Linked DNA regions of Homo sapiens: all the other regions are linked to region 1. The links are chromatin contacts, found by Hi-C or POLR2A ChIA-PET in ENCODE. All regions are on one chromosome and are shown on one strand. The core of a region is the stretch at or near the end of the contact, and the rest is flanking DNA. Distances in the headings are between cores, read along the strand shown. Region 1 holds the start of LINC00327 (long intergenic non-protein coding RNA 327). Region 2 overlaps MIPEP (mitochondrial intermediate peptidase). Region 3 overlaps MIPEP (mitochondrial intermediate peptidase). Region 4 overlaps MIPEP (mitochondrial intermediate peptidase).

Region 1 (2,700 bases), core at 103-2,602:
GACTAAAAACTTCAGAGACTGAAAGCTGCTGAGAATGTGTAAGAGAAACCTGGTTGTCAAACGCAATCCTGATCTTTTATCAGGCATCTGTATCAATGTGGATGATCTAACCGTGGTTAACTTCATGAAGAAGGAAGATATTTGATTTTCATCTGTTTAAAGAAACAATCTGTTTCTTCTAAAAGTATATACTCTAAAACACAAACCACTTGGCTGGGAAATAAAAGATGGTTATGCTTTATCATTTATATAAGCCTGGCCTTTCTCCAAAATGATTTTGATATAGCTTACAACAAAAAACGTGTTAGGCTTAATAAAAGAAGAATGGAAATGGAAACTAAGGATCAACAGAAAAGAGTATCACAAATACGGTAATACTAGCATATGGTAATATTATTTCTGTATTTGAGTGTAAAACGTGGCTGTGAGCTTCCTGGAGGCCAAGGCAAAAATAGAGACAAGAGCAACGTGCATAATATCATTAGCAGACAGAAAGATCATGTGACTTTTTAATTTTTTTCCCGGAAACTGAATCTAAAAAGAATCGCTCTATATAATGACTCATATATATGGTTTTAAGTGAAAAAATGATGAACACTGTCCTCCATGAGAGTTTTGGCACAAATTGAAGGAGGTAAGAACTGATATTGAAGCACAACTCAGTGAAGTTAATCCTGTCAGGCTAGGTTCACACAAGAAAACTTCTGACAAAATCCTAGAATTCCGGCAAATGCAGGCATGGAATGAGAGATTCCTATTCCATCTGCCTCGTTGTGCCTGGGGCCAGGCCTGAGTGTTGAAGACAGCTTGTTCCAATGTAAGATCAAATGAGATTGTTCATAACAGGAGTCTGCAGGAATATGGCACCTCTGATTTGAAATGATGGATGATTTTCATCAGCCGTGTATCTGCTTCCTTGGCAGCACCCCAAGTGCAGACCCCAGGCTGTTTCAGTGTGTCATCTGGCAGGCCCAAACAGAGGATGTCTCAATTGTGCATGTGTAACACAGCTTTAATTCATAATTTCATTTCTGGATGGAATTTTGAGCAGATGGGCATTGCTGTCCTTTTTAATGGTAAAAAATCAATGAAAGACACCGTGGTTTTGAAATTAATGAGCACTTGAAAAATACCAGCTTTGTTTGGCTTTGCGTTTTCTTTTTTCCTCTCCTCCTAAGTTGTTTGCAGCAAAATATTCAATTGAAAACTCAACATGTCCACTGCCTCCCAAAAAAAAAAAAAAATTCTGTGGAAAGTCTCCACTAACAGGAAGAGAGAAGTTCTTCACAGTTTGGTTTTATTTTTCAATGATAGTCATTGCCTCATTTTTAAAGCATTTATAATAAATTAAGCAAGTAACACTTGTGTACCAGTTTCTAATCAGTTTCTAATGTGCCTGGAACTTGCTGGGCTACAAAGAAAAGGATCAACTATTTTTTTTCCTGCACCCAAAGATATTGCAATCTTATCGGAGAAGGGAAACTGAGGCATGTGTTACAGTTAGAGGACTAGGAAGCACTAATCTGTGTCAGACTCCAAAGTGCAAATTCAAAGGAAAGACCATTGTTGGAGGGAGTGATCCGGAAGAATTCCTAGCCCTTACCTGTCTCAGTCATGCTTCTTGCCAAAGAAAAAGAGAAATCTCCAAGTATCTTAATGCTTTCAGCGCTTCTCCAATCTGACAAATATTTATTCAGATTCGAACTGACTGCCCAAGCTTCACTGCAGCTCCTCGTTTCCTGTTAGATCTTTTTAAAAATCTTTGCTTAAAACATTGAAGGCTGAACGATGAGCAAGAAAATCTTGCCTGTGAATAAGACACTGGGAACTGCACAGAATCAACATCAGCTCACAAGCTCATCATCTCACGCACGGATTCCTGAGCACATTCTCGCATTCTTGCTCTTAATCCTCCCTTGGCGACCTTCTACTCAGACATCATCTTTTATGCAGAGAAGCAGGCACGTTTCTCATCATTAATTCTGTTCTCAGCCAGGTGTGTAGCCACAGAGCATACAGACCACAGGATGATGTGAGTACCCCAGGATGTAAATTTGTGCGGAGTAATTACAGCTCAGGCTTCTTACACAGCTTTGGCCACATCAGGACATGAAGCTGTCTTGCAAATTGCGGGTGTGTCTAAGCTCTTAAGCACATGTGAACTTTAACGCACGTGCATTCCCTACTCACATACACAATACAAGCATGCCACACACTCACAATCCAATTGGCTAACTATGGTTATTAGCAGGAAAGAACAATTAATGGTCCTTGTGGTTACAGTTTTGTTTGAATTTTCGCCTCATCAAAAATGTAACAACCAACTAAAGCAGGCTTTCCTCCTTTTTTCCTAGTGAAAGCATATTGACTTTCCTGACTTCTTATGACCACATTTGAGGAAAGGAGTAAGCACTGGAATCACCAACACAGCATGCTTACGGAGGGTGGTCACCAGCTTCATCAGCCTCCCAATTCCACGGAGCCCCTTGAAAATCCAGGAGCGCAGACTGGCAACAGTAGAGATTTAATAGGTAAGACCTTGGGTTCAATGGACAGATCTCCTACAGTTCCTGATATCAGCCCCTATCAGAAATTATATTTTACTTTGTGTATTTCACATATTTCAAATAGAAGGGGTCAAGACTAATAGTGACCAGTCTTCATCCATTTGATAAACCTTTACTAAACACAACTGCAGCT
Region 2 (2,700 bases), core at 1-2,500, 330 kb after region 1:
TGTGTACTTTATGTACATTATATCTCAATAAAAATGTAAAAACATTTCTCAGTAAATATTTATTGGGTACATACTACTAACTGTTCAGGGCCCTGGGAAAACAATAAACAAATCAGAAATGAGCCATGCTGTTCTTTGAGGTTCACTCCAGTTGGGAAGATAGAAATGAATCAAATGGCATCAATACATTATAAACTGAGATGACCCATCTTAAGGGAAGGACCCCAGCCCTGGGAGACTGTAACAGAGGCTGGCCAGGTCTGGAGAAATGATGGTTCAAGCAGAAGGCAAAGGGAGCAGAAAGAGAGCACTCCAGGCAGCAGAAACAAGTGCCAAGACTCCAGTGCCAAAGGAAGCAGGCTGTGTCCTGCTGGAGGAAGCTTGGGTGACCAGACCACGCAGGAACTTGCAAGTGGGCAAAGGACTCTGGCCTTTAGCTTAAGATCAATGGAAGCCATTGAGGGTTTTAAGGGAAGGGACGTCACACTCAAATCTGTATTTAGAAAAGACCTCACTAATGTTGTGTGGATTTGAGAGTTGTATAGCAGATACTTCCTAGGACGCTCATTAGGGGAAGACTGTGAGTCCAGTCTAGAGCTGCTCTATCCATGAGAAAAGGCAAGAAGAATATTAAGAGGAGGAAGTGACTGAGAACTGCAGATTTTATGTCTTTAAATTTATGTTGAACCGAGGTAATTCATCTTCAAATCAGTGTGATATAGTACCCCAGGCTGCCTCCAGAGAAAGGGACCTGAGGAGGAGGGAGACTGTATTGTAAAGCTTTTGACACCCTGTGATTTTTTAATCATGCATATGTATTACTTACTCAACATAAAATTAAAATTAAAAATTAACAACACTCAACTGGAGCCTTCCTCATATTGCTAACGCTGCCTTAACTCCCTGTTGGTGATAAGGCATAAAGGTAAAGAGGCATCACAATGGTCCCTGTGTCCGGCTCTCATTCCTTGTGAGTAAAAACGGGACTTACCTCAGAAAATTACCAGAGAAAACGCTTCCTGAAATAGAAACAGCCTAAATCTAAAAGACACATGTGCATCATTTAAGATACAAAAGTTTACCTGGTAAAGAAATAACTTCTACTAATAGCCTGGATTTTTAGTTCCTTATATCTAGCTTGTCAAATTGCAGGCCGAGAAGAAAAAAAGGGCAGCATTATTCATGAAAACCAAGACAAAAATGAAAGTTGGTGATTTGGCTCAAAGGACCATATTAAAAAAACAACCGGGTAGTCATAATTTCCTCATGTTTTAAATCACTGAAATCTAGAGTTGCAGCTGTCCCACAAACTGAAACCATATAAATTTTTAGAAAATGAGTCAATCATGAGATTAAAGTTTCAATTTATAACACTTCTGTGTTTTAGTTACAAAGTCATAAATAAACCTAGCATGACACAGAAAGTAAATATTTTTTCAGTTGTTTATGCAGGCAAAGAGGAAAGAAATTTAACATGCAATTAACCACTTAGGTGTTTCTAGATATGCACCATATGGTCTTTCTTCGTATTTAAGATAAAAACAAAAATAAATATTGTTTTCTTTAACCTGATGTTTGCTTAGCAACATCAAATATTCCAAGCTAGCTCAGCCCAGGCACTAACTTCACCTCATGGAAGAGACTTTCCATTTGCAGGAGAGCTGGGGCATAAGAATAGGAGGAAACTTCTTCCCCAGGGCGAAGAAAAAAAAAAAGAATAGGAGGAATAAGCATTTTTACCAAATAGTTTAAATTGAATACTCTGGAGAGAGAGCAGTAAATATTTAACCCGCCTGGGGCTCCAGTCCTATTGTTTAATAGACAATATATTTGTTTATACATTTAAAAACAGACCCTTATGCCATTCTTTCAACCAACATCTGAACAAGTGTGGGATAAAAATAGCCAAGGTCCAAAGCAACCCTAAGATTTCTGTATAAGGACTCCCCATATGATCACGGTTACTTACCTGTCTTAGTTTAAAAATAACTAATGGGAACAATCTGATTGACATTTTAATCTAGATGACAGAAATCACTTAATGGATAATTATTTTCTTATCTTCATGTCTTATCAACTATTCTAAAATTAACGCTTTTAAGGTAAAATCATTATATACTTGATGCTACATGAGGTCAATACGTGGTGCTACACTTTTATATTAACAACTGAAATAAAGTTGTAAAGTCACCCATGAACAGCTTTAAGATATACAGTTAAAATTAAAAACACAAAAACATTTGAGAAGCTGAGGTAGGAGGACCACTTGAGGCCAGGAGTTTAAGACTAGCCTGTGAAACATAGTGAAACCTCATCTCTACCAAAAAAAAAAAAAAAGCTGGGAGTGGGGTGTGGTGATGAGCGCCTGTAGTCCTAGCTACCTGGGAAACCGAGACAGGAGGGTCAGTTGAGCCTTGAGGTTAAGGCTGCAATGAGCCATAATCATGCCAATGCACTCCAGCCTAAGTGATGGAGCAAGACCCTGTCATACATATACACACACAATTGTTAATATGCTTGAGTGTTTAAATGTCACCTATCTTCATATATTATATATATATGTGTGTGTGTATATGTATATACATGTATGCTCTATATATCGAACAAAGAAGCTCTTAAAAATTGACTATCGGCAGGATGCAGTGAGTCACGCCTGTAATTCCAGCACTTTGGGAGGCCGAGGTGGGCGGATAACTTGAG
Region 3 (2,700 bases), core at 194-2,693, 340 kb after region 1:
TTAAAAATCTATTTAAAACCTCAAAGGGAATACTTTTTCTGTTCCTTTGCTATTAGTGAGTGCCTGTTCAAATACTCTCTTGACTTTTAAGTGCATATAATCACTGACAATAGGACTAAAAGATGAAAATGTCAAGAAATAAATGGTAATTCACAGTGTCCGCCAGTGTTAAAGCTAAACTGACATCCTAACAAATAGTCATAATAATGTATTGCAGATTATTTTCTTTTCGAATCTGAAAGAACTGTAGAGCTTGGACACTTAGTTTAATGTCCCTATGTGATTTAAGGCTTTCTTTTTGAGATGAATTAGGCCTAACCCTATAACATACAGATCCTCTTAGAAATAAATTAATAATGTAGTTGAACAAGAACTTTCCTCAATCTTACTCTACTTTAAAATCATTAATACTGATGTTTATTAAAGAAAGATACCGATTTACAACCTAATTAAGCTAAAAGCCCCTCTAAAGAGAAACACATTATATAAAGACCAATGGCAAGTTACTCAGTGGTATGGTCGTATAAATTAACCACCTGTGAATGAGAACGTGGGCTGTCTGCTGGAAGCGGAAACTAGCCACTGCTTTGTAGGAGTCTACTCGGCAGACACTCAGGAAAGATTTGTGAAGGAATGAACTAATAGAAGAACTGCTAGGAAACGGCTTCTTAAGTGAAAGACATAGAATCTGCTGACTGCTCAGATGACAAACCTACAGCCTTTTCTCTTTCCATTTGGCAGCAAGAGAAGTAAACTAGGCAGAAAAGACAATATTTTTAAAGAGCTAAGACACAGATGGGAGAAAGCTACATAGTGTGAATTCTGGTACAGGTCACAGGCCTGGGGCTTTCTGACACCAGGGGCGCTCATCTTGTATGAAAGAAATACTTCCTCAAACAGGATTTTTAACAGTCAAGATTTATTTAAGTCATATCTGCCAACAGATTGTGTCAAAATGTTCACGTTTCTTTAAACCTTACTTTATATCATATTTTATATTGTTGACAGGATTCATGCTACATTTAAAAGATTTTTCATGCTTCACCAAGTTTTAATAATTTTTACAAAAAAAGTATATGTGGAAGAATGACACTGAAACCACCTTTGCAGAATTGTAAGTAATAAGAAGAGAAATCTAACATGACTGACTCCATCCTGCTTCTAACCTCTCAGGCTACATTGTCTTTAGCTTATTCTAGTGCAGAGGCCAAGATAACTATAAGAAAAATTTGGTTTATAGTTAAACTTTGAGGCTAGAAAACCTGACCTTCCTGCTTGTTTGGGGACTGAAGCCACATTCCTGAGGCTGGATTTGAATTATGGTAGGGGCCTGGACTTTGCTAAACAATAGATACACTTAAACAATCACCTGCCACTGCTAAGCTTGCTTTTCTATAAGTTGCTCACTACCAGAGTCACATAGCCAGAGGCTATAAGACTTGTAACTTCCCCAGCTACTCCTGTAAATAACATGATTATTGTGGAACCTAAAGAACTGGTCTTTGAGATATTTTTCAGATTTAGCATTTCAACAAACCAAGAGATGCTACCCGGTCCTGAGACCCACCTCCCAACCAGAAACAGACTCAGCTGTGCAGTTTAGACACTCCTGTGATTTCATCCACAGCTTATCAACTGTTTCAGTTCCCCAGGCCCCTGCCTGACAAAGTATCTTTAAAAACTCTAGCCTCCAAGTTCTCAGGGAGGTGGATTTGAGAAACGCCTTCTGTTTTCCACTTAGCTGGCCCTGCTATGATTAAACTGTTTGTTGCAACATTTGCTGTTCTCGGTGCATTAGCTTTTCTGGGCAGTGGGCAAGAAGAACCCATTGAGCTGTGACAATATTTTCTCATTTAACTAACACATATGAAGACCATGTAAGCAAGCACTGCATTAGGCACAAGGGGCACAAACAGTGGGCAACAGCAGGTGTCTGCCCCCAAAACTTCTCAGCTAGCATTCTCCACGTAAGCACCAATTCCACAGTTACTAACTGTAACGCGTGCAGGGAAGAAAAGGCCCGTAGGGGACGGTATGTGAGCTGTGACCCTGAAAGGCTTGATGGATGTAGGAGTGAGATTTGCCAAATGAATAGGTGTTAACTAGACAAGAGAAGGATGGATGGGAAGGGGAAAGAAGCATTTCAGGCAGAAGAAACAGCACATGCAAAGGGCAGGAAAGAACAGGGCTGTTGGCAGAAGGTGGAAGCCAGCAGAGGACAGGAAAGGAGGTCCCCATTGGAGAAGCCGGGAAGCTGAGCCACGCTGGGTCCCATCTCCACCCTGAGAAATAAAAAAAAAATTCTGAGCCCCTAACTGACTGAACAGACCCCCTGTTGGCCAAAGGGACCCCAGAGAAACTCTGGAAACTTGAGTTCCAGACCATGACGGGATGGGCAGTTGGTCGTGCCTCACTCTCCCCGTCCCTCGCTCACTGCCATTAGGCTTTCTTCCCTACCAGCAAACCAGACACTGCCTCTAAAAAAAGAAAATACGTATTTAGAAAAAAACAAAAAATGCTACCACTGGAGAAAACTGGGTGAAGGGGACATAGGACCTCTCTGCATTTTTGTTTTTGCAACTTTCTGTGAATTTATAACTATTTCAAAATAAAAAGTTAAGTACCCAATTATCTATTCAATGTCTACTATACATTGTAATACAAAAAACATTCACTTGTAAAGAAACACATAAGTAGAGA
Region 4 (2,700 bases), core at 36-2,535, 280 kb after region 1:
CTTTTTAGAAAACTGCACATTTTCTGAAGTGGCTGTAATGGAAACTGAACCTTAGATCATGCTCACCATAGCATACTTAACAAATATTCTAGTATATATTTTATAAAATGGTAAAATGAATGGAAATGCCATATCATCATGGTTTATTTTAAGCAAAAACCTTAAGTTATCTTATTACTCAGAAATGTGATTTAACATAAGCCAAAAACCATTGTGGGGGTATGAGATGAACAGCAGAAAACCTTAACATTGACAATGAGAGTTAAACCTCACCCCAGATGTCTCAGCAATTAAGAAAGTTGGTTTCAGTCAGGTATTGCCACATGTGTTTAGTGGAGGATTAAGTGACTGAATGTCATGCCTATAATATATATATTTATGTAAGCTATGAATGTGTTTAAAAATAGACAAGGCCATACTGTCAATCTGCAAAGCTACTGCCACACGTCTGTACACACACCCCACCCCCTTCAGAGATTAAAAAAAGGAGAAGCAGATTAAAAAGAAGTGCTTTGGGCCAGGCAAGGTGGCTCAGGCCTGTAACCCCAGCACTTTGGGAGACCAAGGAGGGTGGATCACCTGAGGTCAGGAGTTCGAGACCAGCCTGGCCAACATGGCAAAATCCCGTCTCTACTAAAAATACAAAAATTAGCTGGGCATGGTGGCACATGCCTGTGGTCCCAGCTACTCAGGAGGCTGAGGCAGGAGAAGTGCATAAACCCAGGAGGTGGAGGTTGCAGTGAGGGGAGATCGTGCCACTGCACTCCAGCCTGGGCAGTAGAGACTCCATCTCAAAAAAAAAAAAAAAAATAATAATAATAATAAGACAAAAAAAGAAGTGTTTTGAAGTCAAATCACATTTTACCTCCCGCAAGGAAATTAAGTGACTTTCCTAAGTAATTTATAGACAGTAAGTAGCAGAGTCACTGACTGCAAATCCAATTCTATTTCACCATGTGATTGCTTTCTTTCTCTGGGGAAGAAAATACTGTTTTAACCACTATTATGTTGCCTTCAAATGGTATTTGGTGTGTTAGGCTTTTTAAGAAAGCCCCTGCTGCTGCAACTTGTCTTTTTTCCTGTGAGGATCACTCTATGTAAAGTTAAGTAATGGAAAACTTCTGAATAAATACCTTGCAGCCAAGAGTTAGAGAGCATAGATACATGGTTGCCTAGCAGTGGCCTTTAACTGATGAATGTAAAGCAAACATCAGGGAAAAAAGAAAGTAGAGGAATCCTGTGTGCTCAGGGACTTCCTTGAATAGGGTGTTGGCCTCTAGCTGGTGAGGACTAGAAATGGCCGAGGGACTCAGAGCTCTGAGCAGAGCCCTGTTCCCAAGGGATGACTCATTCTGAAAAAGACAAATAATCTAAAAGTTTGCCTATGTAGAACTTATTATTCAAAGATCAAAAGCATTCCCTATTTGACTTCTCTGAATTTGTATCATTCAAAGAGCACAAATATGAATACAAAGGTATTCTGACCCTAAGAAACACAGTCTTATAACTAAGGAGGTAAAAAAAAGTTGTGATTTGGTTAGGGAGGTACATAGTTTGAAGGCAGGTGTTCTATTTCTTTCCATTTTGCTATGTAATATAATTCTTTACATTTATCCAGGAAGCAGTTAAACAAAAATATATAAGGTACCTATAAAAAGTTACATTTTCATAGAAGAATACTGCCAACGAGATCCTGTATGCTTTTACATTACAAATCTCAGTAATTTCACCCATCACTCCTGGTAATACCCCAGTGTTAAGGCTGTGAGCCAACACCTAAGACCTGCTGTTTTGGGGTACAGACTGACTGCCTCCAAGAAAATGAGAAGCCACTACTATGGGTCTTAGCTTACAAATCCAGCCCTATGAAGTGACAACTGGCATAACCCTCTTTGCATGTCCCCCATTCATCTCTGACATGAAACAAATCATGTGAATTAATGAGATCTGACAGAACAGCATTAAGAAAAATATTAAAATGTAAAAGTAGAATTGTTCTATTGTTTGTGTTAACTAAAATCTGAATACTTAATCATCTCTGGTTTGAATGATGGACTTCTTTTTCTCTCATATGTGAATTTTAGTGCAGAAAATATTAAGTTTCTTAACACAAAATTGTTTTGGATAAAGAACAGAATTTTTGAGAGTTAGTTGCAACATTCTGGGAAGCCGACTAGAAAAGCACACCAGCCAAAAGATAAACACTGAAAAAGATTTACATTTTTTTCTTTTGATGGTATCTCCTATCAGCAAATGTTGAGGTGTAGCAGCATGGCCTGGGAAAGGATGAGCCAAGCACGGCTGCCAGGAACACACACCTCACAGAAACTCACCGCTTATTTCCGCCTTAGCTCGGGGTGGGCTGGCGCTACCAACCACCAGCCAAAAGTATACAATGTACCCAATCAGTAGCTTATTATGATGTGCCTATTGTTTCACTTTTGCCTGGGTCTGGAACAGACCCTGAACTAGATGTCCTGTCTGACAGTACAGGCAGCTGAAGAGCTTGGTCTGCTTGCTGCCTGAGGTCCTGGTTCAATCCCTGGCTCTTCCACATACTGCCTTGTTACATAAGCAGAGGGCCTAACCTGCTTATTGTCTATAAAACGGGGATCATAACTCCTACCTCATAGGGTTACTAAGAAGAGTCAATCAACAGATACATGGTAATCCCTAAAACCATCCCCAGAGGTGGAAAGT

The links. A loop is a pair of places that touch in the nucleus more often than their neighbours do. ChIA-PET counts read pairs that join two places held with the same protein, here RNA polymerase II (POLR2A). Pooled maps may share reads with other maps.
Region 2: a map of aorta shows a loop between it and region 1 (2.3-fold over the local background). The contact joins the enhancer-like site here to the promoter of LINC00327 in region 1. A Hi-C loop is called at or near these places in 1 of 168 maps with a recorded cell type or tissue (aorta), 4 of 37 single-sample maps with no recorded cell type and 6 of 50 pooled maps. POLR2A ChIA-PET finds 5 or more read pairs at or near these places in 2 of 52 experiments (BJ and GM12878).
Region 3: a pooled map shows a loop between it and region 1 (5-fold over the local background). The contact joins the enhancer-like site here to the promoter of LINC00327 in region 1. A Hi-C loop is called at or near these places in 4 of 37 single-sample maps with no recorded cell type and 4 of 50 pooled maps.
Region 4: a loop to region 1 is called in a pooled map, with 5 times the contacts of the local background. The contact joins the enhancer-like site here to the promoter of LINC00327 in region 1. A Hi-C loop is called at or near these places in 4 of 37 single-sample maps with no recorded cell type and 11 of 50 pooled maps.

The regions. Positions count from the first base shown.
Region 1 is chr13:23,468,160-23,470,859 of GRCh38, forward strand. LINC00327 (long intergenic non-protein coding RNA 327) reads left to right here and starts at 1,353. Exons shown (of 3, transcript NR_038995.1): 1 at 1,353-2,032; 2 at 2,355-2,531.
Region 2 is chr13:23,793,506-23,796,205 of GRCh38, forward strand. The region is part of intron 16 of MIPEP (mitochondrial intermediate peptidase); the gene reads right to left. Among named protein-coding and RNA genes, the nearest start is that of PCOTH, 94 kb to the right of the region's middle. Within about 2 kb of position 1,251, at least 5 of the 41 ENCODE cell types and tissues checked have a DNase peak (open chromatin) inside an H3K27ac peak, as active enhancers do; they include GM12878, where a contact is called at or near this core.
Region 3 is chr13:23,810,193-23,812,892 of GRCh38, forward strand. All of the region lies in intron 14 of MIPEP (mitochondrial intermediate peptidase), which reads right to left. Among named protein-coding and RNA genes, the nearest start is that of PCOTH, 77 kb to the right of the region's middle. RefSeq lists an enhancer at 1,876-2,401. Within about 2 kb of position 1,444, at least 3 of the 41 ENCODE cell types and tissues checked have a DNase peak (open chromatin) inside an H3K27ac peak, as active enhancers do.
Region 4 is chr13:23,752,431-23,755,130 of GRCh38, forward strand. The region is part of intron 18 of MIPEP (mitochondrial intermediate peptidase); the gene reads right to left. Among named protein-coding and RNA genes, the nearest start is that of PCOTH, 140 kb to the right of the region's middle. RefSeq lists an enhancer at 609-718. Within about 2 kb of position 1,286, at least 5 of the 41 ENCODE cell types and tissues checked have a DNase peak (open chromatin) inside an H3K27ac peak, as active enhancers do.